Linked DNA regions of Homo sapiens: all the other regions are linked to region 3. A link is a contact called in ENCODE Hi-C or POLR2A ChIA-PET data. All regions are on one chromosome and are shown on one strand. The core of a region is the stretch at or near the end of the contact, and the rest is flanking DNA. Distances in the headings are between cores, read along the strand shown. Region 1 holds the start of MPV17L2 (MPV17 mitochondrial inner membrane protein like 2). Region 2 holds the start of PDE4C (phosphodiesterase 4C). Region 3 has its middle 37 kb from the start of ARRDC2.

The links. A loop is a pair of places that touch in the nucleus more often than their neighbours do. ChIA-PET counts read pairs that join two places held with the same protein, here RNA polymerase II (POLR2A). Pooled maps may share reads with other maps.
Region 1: a loop to region 3 is called in a pooled map, with 5 times the contacts of the local background. The contact joins the promoter of MPV17L2 here to the enhancer-like site in region 3. A Hi-C loop is called at or near these places in 7 of 50 pooled maps. POLR2A ChIA-PET finds 5 or more read pairs at or near these places in 8 of 52 experiments (B cell, CD4-positive, alpha-beta memory T cell, GM10248 and 5 more).
Region 2: a loop to region 3 is called in a pooled map, with 3 times the contacts of the local background. The contact joins the promoter of PDE4C here to the enhancer-like site in region 3. A Hi-C loop is called at or near these places in 2 of 50 pooled maps. POLR2A ChIA-PET finds 5 or more read pairs at or near these places in 4 of 52 experiments (GM12878, H1, activated B cell and 1 more).

What each region holds. Positions count from the first base shown.
Region 1 is chr19:18,191,750-18,196,085 of GRCh38, forward strand. MPV17L2 (MPV17 mitochondrial inner membrane protein like 2) reads left to right here and starts at 1,469. Exons shown (of 5, transcript NM_032683.3): 1 at 1,469-1,719; 2 at 2,115-2,285; 3 at 3,028-3,104; 4 at 3,209-3,337; 5 at 4,250-4,336. The coding sequence starts at 1,533. The coding sequence ends at 4,306. RefSeq lists a silencer at 994-1,173 and an enhancer at 1,564-1,613.
Region 2 is chr19:18,224,074-18,228,570 of GRCh38, forward strand. PDE4C (phosphodiesterase 4C) reads right to left here and starts at 2,365. Exons shown (of 15, transcript NM_001098818.4): 1 at 2,197-2,365. The coding sequence starts at 2,342. RefSeq lists an enhancer at 473-712 and a silencer at 2,249-2,308.
Region 3 is chr19:18,042,863-18,047,707 of GRCh38, forward strand. No RefSeq gene overlaps it. Among named protein-coding and RNA genes, the nearest start is that of ARRDC2, 37 kb to the left of the region's middle. Within about 2 kb of position 2,294, at least 35 of the 41 ENCODE cell types and tissues checked have a DNase peak (open chromatin) inside an H3K27ac peak, as active enhancers do; they include B cell and PC-3, where a contact is called at or near this core.

The DNA of each region.
Region 1 (4,336 bases), core at 219-2,718, 150 kb after region 3:
GTGATCCAGCTGCCTCCGCCTCCCAAACTGTTTGGGATTACAGGCGTGAGCCACTGCGCCTGGCCAATCCCCACCTTCTTGACTGACCATTTAAAAAATGTAAGAAACACCTTTAGCTCATCATGAGCAGCACAAAACAGGCAGGGACAGGATTTGGCCCTGAGGCAGGAGAATAGGTCTGGAGGCAGGGAACATAAGGCCAAATCAAATGGAAACAATTCAGCTATGACAGGAAATATCTTCTCCATTTAAAGAGGGCATACATCCAGTAAATGACTTTGTAACTTTACTTCATCCTCTTCATTTACATAGGACGTACATTAAGTAACCAGTGAAAACCTCTAGAGGGCATTTAAACCCCAGAAAATTCTTAAACAGGTCTCTTGAGTCCGTATGCTCCACTGGCTCCCACCCTGCGGAGTGTACTTTCGTTTTCAATAAATCTCTGCTTTTGTTAAGCTTCATTCTTTCCTTGCTTTGTTTGTGCACTTTGTCCAATTCTTTGTTCAAGATGCCAAGAACCTGCACACCTTCAACAGTTAACAGCCCACAGGCAGTAGTTTGCGACTCTAGTAGAGAATGCATAGGGATTTCCATTGAAAATCATTTTTTAAGCCAGTTACGGTGGTTCACGCCTATCATCATCCCAGCACCTTGGGAGGCCAAGGCGGGTGGATCTCTTGAGGTCAGGAGTTCGAGACCAGCCTGGCTAACATGGCAAAACCCCTGTCTAGACCAAAAATACAAAATTAGTTGGGCGTGGTGGCCCGTGCCTGTAATCCCAGCTGTTTGGGAGGCTGCGACACGAGAATCGCTTGAACCCGGGAGGGAGAGGTTGCGGTGAGCCGAGATCGCGCCACCGCACTCCAGCCTGGGTGACAGAGCGAGACTCCATTTCAAAAAAAGAAAAAAAATAATTGTTCCCTACGGGAACGGTATAATTAGGATATAATTGTTTCTGGCCACAGATCACATCCCTTCTGGTTAAGTCCAGGAGAATCTGGAAATACGTAGGGCAACCAGGCCAGAAGGCGTTGTAACTGCCTAAGATTGACCAACCCTAACGCGGGAGGCGGGACGACGGTCACTGATTTGCCAGCGTGACGCCGGTCTGCGACTGGCCAGTGCCGTCCTGGGCGTGTCGGTAGGACGGGGCTGCGACGGTTTCCCATAGGCTGGCACAGAAAGGGGCGGGGAAACAAGAGTGCAACGTTACCAATCGGCATGCGGGACGTAACGCAATTCTTTTTTCCGATTGGTCCGTGAAGCTCGGGAGGTCGTTGGGGGCTCGACCTTGGGATAGAACGCCTGCCTTTTATTGGTCAATACTCTTCGGGCCGGGCAATGTGGCTCCCCGAGGCTGCCTGCGATTGGTGAACGCGTCGCGGCTCGGGGCGGACCTGCGGACTGAAGATCCTTATGCGATTGGCCGGGGAGCCGGAGGGGCGGGCAATTTGGGATCGACAGTGACTCGCGACTGGTCGGCGCGGCGAAAGCAGAGCGGCGCGCCGGTTCCTTGGTTCCTGAGGGCGATGGCGCGGGGTGGCTGGCGCCGGCTACGCCGCCTGTTATCCGCGGGGCAGCTTCTATTCCAGGGCCGCGCGCTGCTCGTCACTAACACGCTGGGCTGCGGCGCGCTCATGGCGGCCGGTGATGGCGTGCGCCAGTCCTGGGAGATCCGCGCCCGGCCCGGCCAGGTTTTCGACCCACGGCGCTCCGGTGAGGACGCCACGCTGCTTAGTCCTTCACCCCGGGCGACCTTTGATCCCGACACCCGACTGCGGGCCGTGACCCCTGACCCGTGGCCTCAGTCCCCCGCAGGACCCTTGCCCTGACCGCGCCTCTCCCCGGGTGTCTGTCTCCCCGCAGCTCTGGGTCTCCATCACCTCCCAACCCCCGGAGGTCTCTGCCCACTACCCAGGAGCCTCTGGAGCCGCGCCTCCTGGTGGGGCTTGTAGTGGAAGAATGCACGGGTGGGCTCTTCCGGTTTTCCCGGTGAGGCTGAGGCTCCGGGATGGCATTGGGCTTACCCAGGCCTTAGCCAGGGAGGGAGAGAGGGAATGGACTGAGGAACTTGCCGGCCCGACCCAGCCCCCTGACTTACACTCTTATAGCGAGCATGTTTGCGGTGGGCTGCAGCATGGGTCCCTTCCTGCACTACTGGTACTTGTCGCTGGACCGCCTATTCCCTGCGTCTGGCCTCCGAGGCTTCCCAAATGTCCTCAAGAAGGTCCTCGTGGATCAGCTGGTAGCCTCTCCATTGCTGGGCGTCTGGTACTTCTTGGGTAAGGAGCCTCCTAAGCCTAGGCTTTGCCTCTCATAGGTCGGGAGGGGTGGAGCCAGCTTTGTGTTAAGAAGGATGCAGAGGTGCATTTCCAATTTGCCCCCTGTTTGGGTCGCCCTGGACTAGGAGCCAGGTCACAGCGGGGACAGGACGGACTCGGCCGATGTGAACGCTGGCGAGTGTAGGAGGGACGAGGACTGTATCTGTTGGGGCTGCCCTGGGCGGGAGGTTGAGAGCATTTCCCAAAGAAGGGGACCACACTCAGTTGAGACATGAAGAGGGAACCAGCGGGCAGAGGGAACAGCTAATGCAAAGGCTCTGAGGCCTGAAGGAAGAGAAATTGAGGCTAGACTTAATGGGGTGCAACCGTGCCAGCCCTAGGCTCGGTAAAGACAGCGGTATTAATAGAGGAGTCTCTCATTCTCCACCTCCCAGCCCGGCTTCCTGGTCTGTGATGGAAAAGTAACACAACTCCCTCAACTTCAGGGTGTCTCCATTGGGGCACGTGTTTATATGTTTATAACCTCTCTTTCTCTCACTGGGACTGACTTGCTCTGTTTTGTCTCTACACCAGCTACCCTAATTCTCTGTCCATCCCATCTGAAAGTCCCTGTCCCTCTGCCCGGGGTGGGCGGCGTGGGCTCTCAGGGGCCCAACCCCGCCCCCTCCATCGTCAGCCCATCTTGTCGTCTCAACAGTACTTCCTGGCCTCTAACACTCTCATTTCTTGGTTTGCTTCCCAGGCCTTGGCTGCCTGGAGGGTCAGACAGTGGGTGAGAGCTGCCAGGAGCTGCGGGAGAAGTTCTGGGAATTCTACAAGGTGGGAGCACCCGCCCCTTGCACATGTCCGGCCCCGCCCCCTGATGGCCGCTCCGCCCCCGCCCAGCTCTGGCCCCGCCCCTCATCCCCCGCCTCTCCCCGCAGGCAGACTGGTGCGTGTGGCCTGCTGCGCAGTTCGTGAACTTCCTCTTCGTGCCCCCCCAATTTCGAGTCACCTACATCAACGGCCTGACGCTGGGCTGGGACACGTACCTGTCCTACTTGAAGTACCGGGTGAGTGTGGAGGGCATACCAGGCACCCAGGGGACTCCCCAGGGGGCTACACGTGTGAGCTCCAAGTGGCAGTGTAGCCAGCCACCCTGGAGGGTGGGAGTCTCCTGTGCTCCTGACAACCCACACCCAACAGTGGGCTGGCGGAGAGCTCCTCACTAGCAGTTAAGACCCAGCCGTGGCTGAGCGCCGTGGCTCATGCCTGTAATCCCAGCACTTTGGGAGGCCGAAGCGGGTGGATCGCCTGAAATTGGAGTTAGAGAGCAGACTGGGCAATATGGTGAAACCCCTTCTCTACTAAAAATACAAAAAATTACTGGTACGCACCTGTAATTCCAGTTACTTGAGAGGCTGAGGCAGGAGAATTGCTTGAACCCAGGAGGCAGAGGCTGCAGTGAGCCAAGATCATGCCACTGCACTCCAGCCTAGGTGACAGAGCGAGACTCCGTTTCAAAAAAAAAAGACCCATGCCGGGCGCGGTGGCTCACGCCTGTAATCCCAGCACTTTGGGAGGCCGAGGCAGGCGGATCACGAGGTCAGGAGATCGAGACCGTCCTGGCTAACATGGTGAAACCCTGTCTCTACTAAAAATACAAAAAAAAAATTAGCCGGGCGTGGTGGCGGGCGCCTGTAGTCTCAGCTACTCCGGAAGCTGAGACCGGAGAATGGCCTGAACCCGGGCAGCGAAGCTTGCAGTGAGCCGAGATCGCGCCACTGCACTCCAGCCTGGGCGACAGTTCGAGACTCCGTCTCAAACAAACAAAAAGACCCAACCCTTCTCTGCTGTCTGATGTGACCTCAGCCCGGTCCCTGCCAAGTCTGTTGAGCAGGGCTGACCTCTGGCCCAAGGGCAGGTAGAGGGACAGGGAGGGATGAGCCAGGCTTCTGACCAGATGCCTTGTCTTGTGTGGACAGAGCCCAGTTCCTCTGACACCCCCAGGCTGTGTGGCCCTGGACACCCGAGCAGACTGAACTGTCTGCTTCCTGGACCAGATGCAAGAC
Region 2 (4,497 bases), core at 1,115-3,614, 180 kb after region 3:
CACAGGCCGTGCTTTCTGCCCGGCCCACCCTCCTCCCTCTCCACACTACCTGTCCCGTTCTACCCTCAAACCCTGTCTTTCCCTCTGGCTCCTCCTCTTTGGGGTCAGAGGTCAGAGAAAGGGCGTAGGGCAAGAACTGGGGCGCTAGAGAAGGCGGTGACCTGGGGGTGGGTTTTCAAGAAGGGCAGGCGGAAGCGGCACCGACAGGAAGACAACCGGGACCGCCTGAGACTCGGAGCTCCCGGCCGAGGGCCAGTGTCCGGCTGGTCCCGGCCAAGACTTTTGGGTCAAAGGTCACCGTATCCCCGTCCACGAGCTGGGTCGGCACCCCGCGTAGGCTCAGATCTGGGTAGAGGTGGGGGATTTGGCAGCATTCGGTCCAAGTATGACCGGGTCTGAGTTGGGTCTGATCACGTCGAATTGGACTTGGTCACGAAGAGTTTGTTCGATGAGTTCGGGAGAATTCGGCTACGTCCGATTGAGCTCGGGAGACTTCGGATAAGTTCGAGCTTGTTCGCCTAAGTCCGGTTACGCTCGGTCTGCTTCGAACAAGTCCGGGTGACGCTCGGGCCGGGTCGGGCATGTTCGGTCACGTCCGGCTACATGAGGGCTAGTTCGGGCATCTCCGACTAAGACCGGCCGCGCTCGGCCTGTTCCGTCCGACTCCAGCGGGTTTAGCAGCACCGGGATGAACCCCACGGCCAGCCGAAGGGGCGGGGCTTCTTAACCCTTCCCTGGCCCGTCTGGGGTGCGCCGTGGGCGCTGTGGTGCAATGGGAGACGCTCTTAGGGGCGGACTGGAGGCGGCGGATAACCCAGATCTGCCCCTCGAGGGGGAGGCATGCGGATCGCGACCCCCTACCCCTCTCTCGGCTCTCCCCAAGGGTTCCAGAAAAGCGCGTCTGTGGACAAATAGGGAAACTGAGGCCAGGAGCGGCCACAGGGCGTGCAAATCCGGATCCCGGGCGCGGAGGGTTAAGGACTGGGCCCGGGTTTTCTTGGGGCGGGGGAGGCTGTTTTTCTTTCTGCTCTAAACTTAGCCGGGAGCGGCGGGGTCAGGCTGTGGTTCCATGACGCGGGCGGTGCGGGGGTAGAGCCCCCCGGCTGTGGGAACGGCGCGGCTGCCCATTGGCCAGGGGGGTAAACTGAGCCAGGGAGGCTCGGACTTGGGTTCGGGTCTGGCCTGCGCGGGGCCGGCCCTCGTTCATCCTCACTTCTGAGTACCCGCGACGCGCCCTCGACGTCCCTGCGCTGTCTCTAGCGCCTTCAAAAGGGAATGTGCTTCGCTAGTGTTTGGTGCCCCGAGGTCGCTCTCCAGGACACGGAACCCCCACTCTCCCACTCCCTGGTTGAAATGGAACCACCAGGAACCACGGTCATACCTTCTCCCTCCAACCCCAGCTATGACCTTGGAGAGGGACCTCCCCTCTCAGCCTTTGGGTGCCAGACTTACCAAGTGGGTGCCAATTCGGCGCGGACCAAGCGCAGGATGCCAGCCACAGTCGGCGCCCACAAGCCCCACTCCGAACCCCAGCCTTGCCCCCATCCCTCCCCACGAGGTCACAGTCGTTTCTGGAAAGGCAGGGATTCGAACCCAGAGGGGTGGACCGAGTGCTTAGAGGATGCAGCGCAAGCAGCTGCCGGGCGCAGGCGCGCGCTCAGCCTGGGACTCCCGAACGCCCTGCCTCGAAAACCCCCTCAATTCAGGTCTTCCTCCGTGGACACCCAGAGTTCATTGTGAGGCCCCCAGGGCATCTCTTTGCTGGCACTGGGACAGGATGCTGGTGGGAGGGGGCACCAAGGGAAGGAGTGCCCCTTCCCCCTCCTCCCACTGCCAGGACGCACAGCCTGCCTGCCCCAGGCCGGCGAGGGTCAGGAGGAGACGTGAGCCTCAGCCCGTCCCACTCTGGGCCTCACAGCTGGAAGGAGACAGACGGCTGGTCCCCTGGGCCTATATCCAGGCGGCGGGTGGAGACAGACGGAGACAGAGAGAGACAGAGTCACCAACTGCGAGACAAAAGTAGGGTAAGGTAGGGTAGAGGGAGAGAGATACAGAGAAAGCGAGGGAGAGGCAGAGCGTCCAAGCCCGGACTCCGGCCCCGGCCCCAGCTGTCCCTGGCCTTGTCCCTGTCCCTGCCCTTCCCACCTCCACACCGGGCGTCCCGGTGACCCCGCCAGGCCCTCTGTCCAGCCTCACCACAGCGGATGGGCCACCGTGAAGCGCCGCTGCAGGCGGATGCTCTGATTCACCAAAAGCTTCCTGAAGAGCCCGGGGGAGCCGCGCGGGGATCCCCGAGGGGAGCCGGGCCCGGGGACCGGGGCGGGCGCGGGGGGGCCCTGCATCGCCAGGACTGCGTGGAGGCTGGACCGAGCGCCGGCTGCGCGGGACCTTTTCTGGACAGCTGCGGGGGCGGGGCCCAGCGGGGAGGGGGCAAAGGGCGCATCGGCCCCGCCTCGAGGCCGGCGGCTCCCTGACGACCCCCGGGACAAACGGGGAAACTGAGGCACAGAGTCAGACGCAACTCTCTGCTCCTTTTTTTTTTTTTTTTTTTTGAGACGATCTCGCTGTGTTGCCCAGGCTGGAGTGCAGTGGCACAGTCCTAGCTCATTGCAGCCTCAACTTCCTGGGCTCAAGGGATCCTCCTACCTCAGCCTCCCAAGTAGCTGGGACTACAGATGCACACCACCACGCCCGGGCTAATGTATTTTCTGGAGAGATGGGGGTGTCTCTTTATGTTGCCCAGGCTGATCTCGAACTCCCAGACTCAAGTGATCCTCCTGCCTCAGCCTCGCAAAGTGCTGGGATTATAGGTGTGAGCCATTGCGCCAGGCCCAACTGTACTTCTTTAGAGGGCTGCCCCTAAGATCTCAGAGCCTGGATCTTACTCAGCCTTCCTCGGCACGTCCCTGGTTAGTGCAGCTTGCTGGGCCAATAACTGCTAAAAAGTGTAGAATGAGGGAGTCAGAAAGCAAGGTGCCCAGAGAAACAGCTGTCTTGCCTTCCATTATTGAGGGCATCACCGAGGTATAGAGTTTGCCAATGTCCGATCCCACGCAATGTTTCTAATCCTCCTCTGCCCATTTTCCAGATGGAGAAACTGAGGCCTAGTGCCATCAAACAGCGCACCAGAAACTACAAACCCTTAATCCTTTGCCAAGTGGGGAAACTGAGGCTTCCATGGACGCGGTCACGGGCATGGGTCTTTGTTGCAGAAAGCGAGACCCAAACTCAGGGCCCCCTCTCCCAGCACCCCTCCACGCAACTCCCCACGTGATCCCCCACCTGCTCTGACATTCCCCAGGCCCTGTCTCTGGATGCCTTCACCTCTCCTGCTGTCTCCTCCTAGACAAACATCCGCACATCACCTCTGCCAAGTCTTCTGTCCTGCGAAACCTCAGCCGCCCACCCCTGCCATCAGAGGGACCTCACTGTCCCAGGACTGGGGGGGGCCTCTGGTGTCTGGGAGGATTCCCAGAGTCTGTACCAGGTGCTCTACCCTCAGAATGCTGGAGTCAGGCTGGCCTTGTTCCACTTTACAGAAAAGGAAACCAAGGCTTAGCATGTGTCACACAAGGAGGAGGGACCTAGAAACAGCCATGTCACAGGCAGAGGCCCAGGGGACCTCCCAGCAACTGAGGCCTGACCGTGCCCCTTGCTGTGGAATGACCTCTGTCTCTCAGCCTGGGCCTTCCCCCCGGGGCGGCTGCCTCAGTCTTGGTGTCCCCAGACATGGTACCCATGTTTCTGGCAGTCCTGGAGAAGCCCATTGATCAGGGATCCCACAGGAGATCCTGAGGCAACCATGCTAAGGCCAGATACATGAGAGTCTCCCCATTCTACAGATGAGAAAACAGAGGCTCAGAGGAGGAGTCACACAGCCCAGAAAAACAGAGAGCCTCAGGTATCTGGCCAGGAAGCCCCCCTAACCCCCGCAGTCTTGCAACCAGACACCTGGCGGGAACCAGACCTCGCTGTCCCCAAGACAAAAATACCATCGTTGTCTGCTGGGGCCAGACCTAATTATAGCCATCCCTAGGGGACACATGCTGCTAGGATTGGCCTTGTGGGGACACTGGAGCCAAGGTCTCAGCAGTCTTGACACCACCTCCCCGCCACTGTGAGAGAAGTGACAATAGTTACATGTCCCCAAGGAGAAACCGAGGCACAGAGATTCAGCCCCTCCCCCAAAATCACAGACATAAAATAGGAGGCTAAGACTAAACAAAATTATGTAAACTGAGTGCTTCAAAAACATGCAGCACTCAGCCAACAGCAGTGAAGGGAAAAGTCATTGGATTTTCAGACGAAACCTACAAAGTGTGGACTACTATTCCCATTTCGAGGATGGGGCTACTGAGGCACAGAAAGGCACAGTCATTTGCCTAAGGACACACAGCCATAAGGTGCAAGACTGGGGTCATTTGAACCCGGACAGGTAGTGTTCTTCCCAGCCTGGGTCCTCCCGCACTGGATGCGTTAACTCATTTCATCCCCTCT
Region 3 (4,845 bases), core at 1,044-3,543:
TCTCCAAAAAAAAAAAAAAAAAAAAAAAGAAAAAGGCCAGGTGCAGTGGCTTACACCTCTAATCCCAGTACTTTAGGAGGCCGAGGCAGGCAGATCTCTTGAGTTCAGTAGTTCAAGACCAGCCTGGCCAACATGGTGAAACCCTATCTCTACTAAAAATACAAAATTTAGCTGGGCATGGTGGCGGGCACCTGTAATCCCAGCTACTCGGGAGGCTGAAGCAGGAGAATCTCTTGAATCTGGGAGGCGGAGGTTGCAGTGAGCCAAGACCACGCCACTGCACTCCAGCCGGACCACAGAGGGAGTTTTCACCTCAAAACAAAACAAAAAGACTAGTTACAAATTAGGGGAAGGTATTTGCAATATACTCAACAGATGGAGGAATACTATCAAACCTACATAAATAATTCCTATAATGCCATCCAGGCACGGTGGCTCACGTCTATAATCCCAGCGCTTTGGGAGGCTGAGGTGGGTGAATCACCTGAGGTCAGGAGTTCGGGACCAGCCTGGCCGACATGGTGAAACCCCATCTCTACTAAAAATACAAAAATTAGCCAGGCATGATGGCAGGCACCTGTAATCCCAACTACTCAGGTGGCTGAGGAAAGAGAATCACTTGAACCCGGGAAGCGGAGATTGCAGTAAGCTGAGATCATGCCACTGCACTCCAGCCTGGGTGACAGAGTGAGACTCAGTCTCAAAACAAAACAAAAAGACAAGTTACAAATTAGGGGAAGATATGTGCAATATACTCAATGGATGGAGGAATACTGTCAAACATATATAAAGAATTCCTATAATGAACACCACAAAGAACACAGAGTAGGAATTCACGAAGGAGGAAGCACAAGTGGCAAAGAGATGATCAACATTTACTGAGGATCAGGAAGATGCAAATTAAAACACCAGGTAGATGCCATTTGATTGGCAAAAGCTACAAAATCCACCAATACCAAGTGATTCCCCAAGATGTATTCATGAGAAACTCACAAATGGCTGTGGGAGGGTGCATGCTGCTGACACTTGGGAAAAACCTCTGGAGTTTCCAAGTGTCTCTGAGTCCACAACCCACATGCTCCAGAAATCCGCAAAGAGAAATACCTTCCTGCTCCTGGCCAGAGTGCCGGAGGTAAGCACTACCCTCTCAGACCTGGAGGACCTGCAGGAGGACAGGTGAGTTTTTACTTGGGGTTGGAGAGGGGGCTGTGTAAGTTTCCTGGGGCTAATGTAACAAATTTGCACAACCTGGGGGGCTCCAGACAACAGAAATTTATTCTCTCCCAGTTTTGGAGAGAAGTCTGAAATCAAGATAATTGCCTGGGTTGATTCTTTCCAGTGGTTTGAGATGTTTAAATGAGCTAATACCTGGTACACACTAAACACTTAGTACCAGTGTACTGGGAGAATAATAAAATGCAGGAATACAGCAAAGCATAAAATAAGCATTGATTGTTGATTGGATGAGTGATTAAGACTAAGTGAAGGGCCAGGTGCTGTGGCTGATGCCTATAATCCCAGCACTTTTGGAGGCCGAGGAGAGCGGTTCAGCTGAGGTCAGGGGTTCGAGACCAGCCTGGCCAACATGGCAAAACCCCATCTCTACCAAAAATACAAAAATTAGCTGGGCGTAGTGGCGCATGCCTGTAATCCCAGCTACTCAGGAGGCTGAGGCAGGAGAATTGCTTGAACCCTGGGAGGCGGAGGTTGCAGTGAGCCGAGATCACGCCACTGCACTCCGGCCTGGGTGATGGAGTGAGATTGTTTCAAAAAAAATAAAATAAAATAAAAAATAAGTGGAGGCTGGGCGCAGTGGTTCATGTCTGTAATCCTGGCACTTTGGGAGGCTGAGGCAGGCAGATCACTTGAGGTAAGGAATTTGAGACCAGCCTGGGCAACATGGTGAAACCCTGTCTCTACTAAAAATACAAAAATTAGCCAAGCGTGGTGGCGTGTGCCTGTAGTCCTAGCTACTTTGGAGGCTGAGGCTGCAGTGAGTTTGAACCTGGGAGGCAGAGGTTGCAGTGAGCTGAGATCGCGCCACTGTACTCCAGCCTGAGCGACAGAGCAAGACTCTTCTCAAAAAAAAAAAAAAAAAAGACTAAGTGGAGATGAGGGTTCAGTGCACCCCCATCTCCTGGCCCTGCTGCCCATGAGCCAGACCCTGAGCTGACAGATTGGTGCCCATTTCCTCTTATGGATTGATACGGGGCTCTTACCTCTGGGTTTGCTCAGCCCAGCAGCAGGCAGTCAGAGCCAGAAGTTGTTTGCAAACCGAAACCGGTCTGCGGCTTGGGCCACCTACTTGTGAAACCAGCTGTCGCTGTTTTTCCTCCCTGTGAGAAAGTCCCCCAGTAAAGCTGCGCGGGGGAGGAGAAGGAGGGTGGAGGAGGGCCGAGTAGCTTCCTGGGAGACCTTGGGGTGTGGAGGCGCTGCTCTGGACTTTGGTTTGCCCATCTGCAACTGGGCACCATGGGGAAAGGGGATTGCAGGCTCCTGGCTGGGGAGTTTGGATTTGGGGATGCTGGACAAGTGACTTCACCTCTCTGAGCCTCAGTTTCCTTATCTGTGAACTAGTGAGAAACACATGGCCACCAGAGCTGCTGCAAAGGGGCATGTCCCTCTCTTCATTCAGGCCTTGGCCCCAAATGTCGCCTATTCCAGGAAGCCCTCCAGGACTGCCTGATCAGGAAACACCCTCCCTCTGCTGCATCTGGTCATGTATTCTACTTTATTCATCACACTTTTCAACACCTGATTCCACATTACAGATGCATCGCTTCAGGTGCATAATGTCCTCTGGGTCCCACCTTTGTCCCCAGACCATGAGTCCTACAAGGGCAAGATTGCTCTCAGTTGTCCCCGGCTGTGTCCCCAGACCACAGCCCAGGGCCTAAAGCACAGCAGGCATCTGGGGAAACATTTCTTTTTATCAGCATAAGATTATTATCTGTGAGCACACTCATTAAGCCCCGGCTGTGTACAGGAGCCAGCGACACCACCATGAATGAGATACAAATTCTTTTTTTTTTCTTTCTTTTTTTTTTTTTAGACGGAGTCTCATTCTGTTGCCCAAGCTGGAGTGCAGTGTGGCACAATCTCAGCTCACTGCAACCTCCACCTCCCAGGCTCAGGTGATTCTCCCGCCTCAGCCTCCCAAGTAGCTGGGATTGGTAGCTGGGACTACAGGCTCCCACCACCACACAGTTAATTTTTGTATTTTTCAGCAGAGATGAGATTTCACCATGTTGGCCAGGCTGGTCTTGAACTCCTGACCTCAAGTGATTCGCTCACCTCAGCCTCCCAAAGTGCTGGGATTATAGGCATGAGTCACCGCGCCTGGCAGAGATACAAATTCCTGATGGCAGAGGAGGGAGAGAGAGTGTGGGTGACGATGACAATTGAACTGAGACCCAAAGGAGGTAGGGGAGACATATGGGCGTCTCTGGGAAGATGGTCCCCGGGAAAGCACAGCCTTTAGACAGGCCCCGAGGCAGGAGCCTGTCTGACTCACCGGAGGAGCTTGGAGGAGGCTGAGGTGGCCTAAGTCGATTAAGCAGGGTGGGGAGGGAAGAGGCGATGGTGCCGTGAGACCAAGCAGGGCCTTGAGGTCTGGGGGGAGAACTTTGGCTTTTACTCTGAGGAAGGTGGGAGCCACAGAGGCTTCTAGACAGAAGAAGGACAAGCCGGACTCAGGATACCAGGGTGGGGGTATCTGTGGGGGATAAAGGGAGAAGCGAGGAGACCACAGAGGGGTGCCACTGCTGGTCCTAAGGAGCAATGATAGTCTGGACCAGGGAGAAGGGACCTTCATGAGAAGGGATCGGATGTGGGAGCAATTTTGATGGTGGATGGGTGGAGGAAGAAGATTCAGGGGCACCAGTGTGAGCCCATCTCACAAGGGAGGAAACTGAGACTCTGGGGACAGAGGGATCTCAGTAAAGGAGAAACTGGAAGAAACCAGTGGAACGTTCAGAGGTGACCAGGGTCCAGGAGGGAGCCCCCGCACCTCCCTGAGTCACAGAGATTGCCAGCTTCCTCCTGATGCAACCTGACCTTCCATCTCTCTCTTTGTTTGTTTGTTTGTTTGTTTTGAGACAGAGTCTCACTCTGTCACCCAGGCTGGGGTGCAGTGGCACGATCCCTGCTCACTGCAACCTCTACCTCCCATGTTCAAGCAATTCTACTGCTTCAGCCTCCAAAGTAGCTGGGATTACAGATACACACCACCACACTGGGCTAATTTTTGTATCTTTAGTAGAGACGGGGTTTCGCCATGTTGGCCAGGGTGATCTTGAACCCCTGACCTCAAGTGATCTGCCTGTCTTGGCCTCCCAAAGTGCTGGGATTACAGGCGTGAGCCACCGCACCCGGCCTCTCTTTGATTTTATCTCTATAATTTCCATCCCTGTCAGAGGGAAGAGGCTCCACCACCTACAGACACCGATAGGCCTGACTCGGCTTCCCACAGATTCATTTACTAACCCCAAACCCCAAGACATGGGTACCAACACTGTTTTACAGATGGGGAAACTGAGGCTCATATAGGCGAAGTGGTTTTCCAGGCAGAGGCAGGATTAGAACCCTGAGCCTTGGCTCTAGACCCCTGCTCTTGAGATGGCACTCTGCTGGGGGTCATCAAACATTCCACCCCGAGATGCATTATTCCTTTCCCAGCTTCTGAGAACTTGGGCTTGGGTGGGAGCCCCCTGCAACGTGCTAAAAATCCAGGTTTAGGCATTTTTTTAATGTAAAAAAATATTTACTTATCATCCAGGCACGGTGGCTTACGCCTGTAATCCCAGCACTTTGGGAGGCCGAGGTGGGCAGATCATTTGAGGTCAG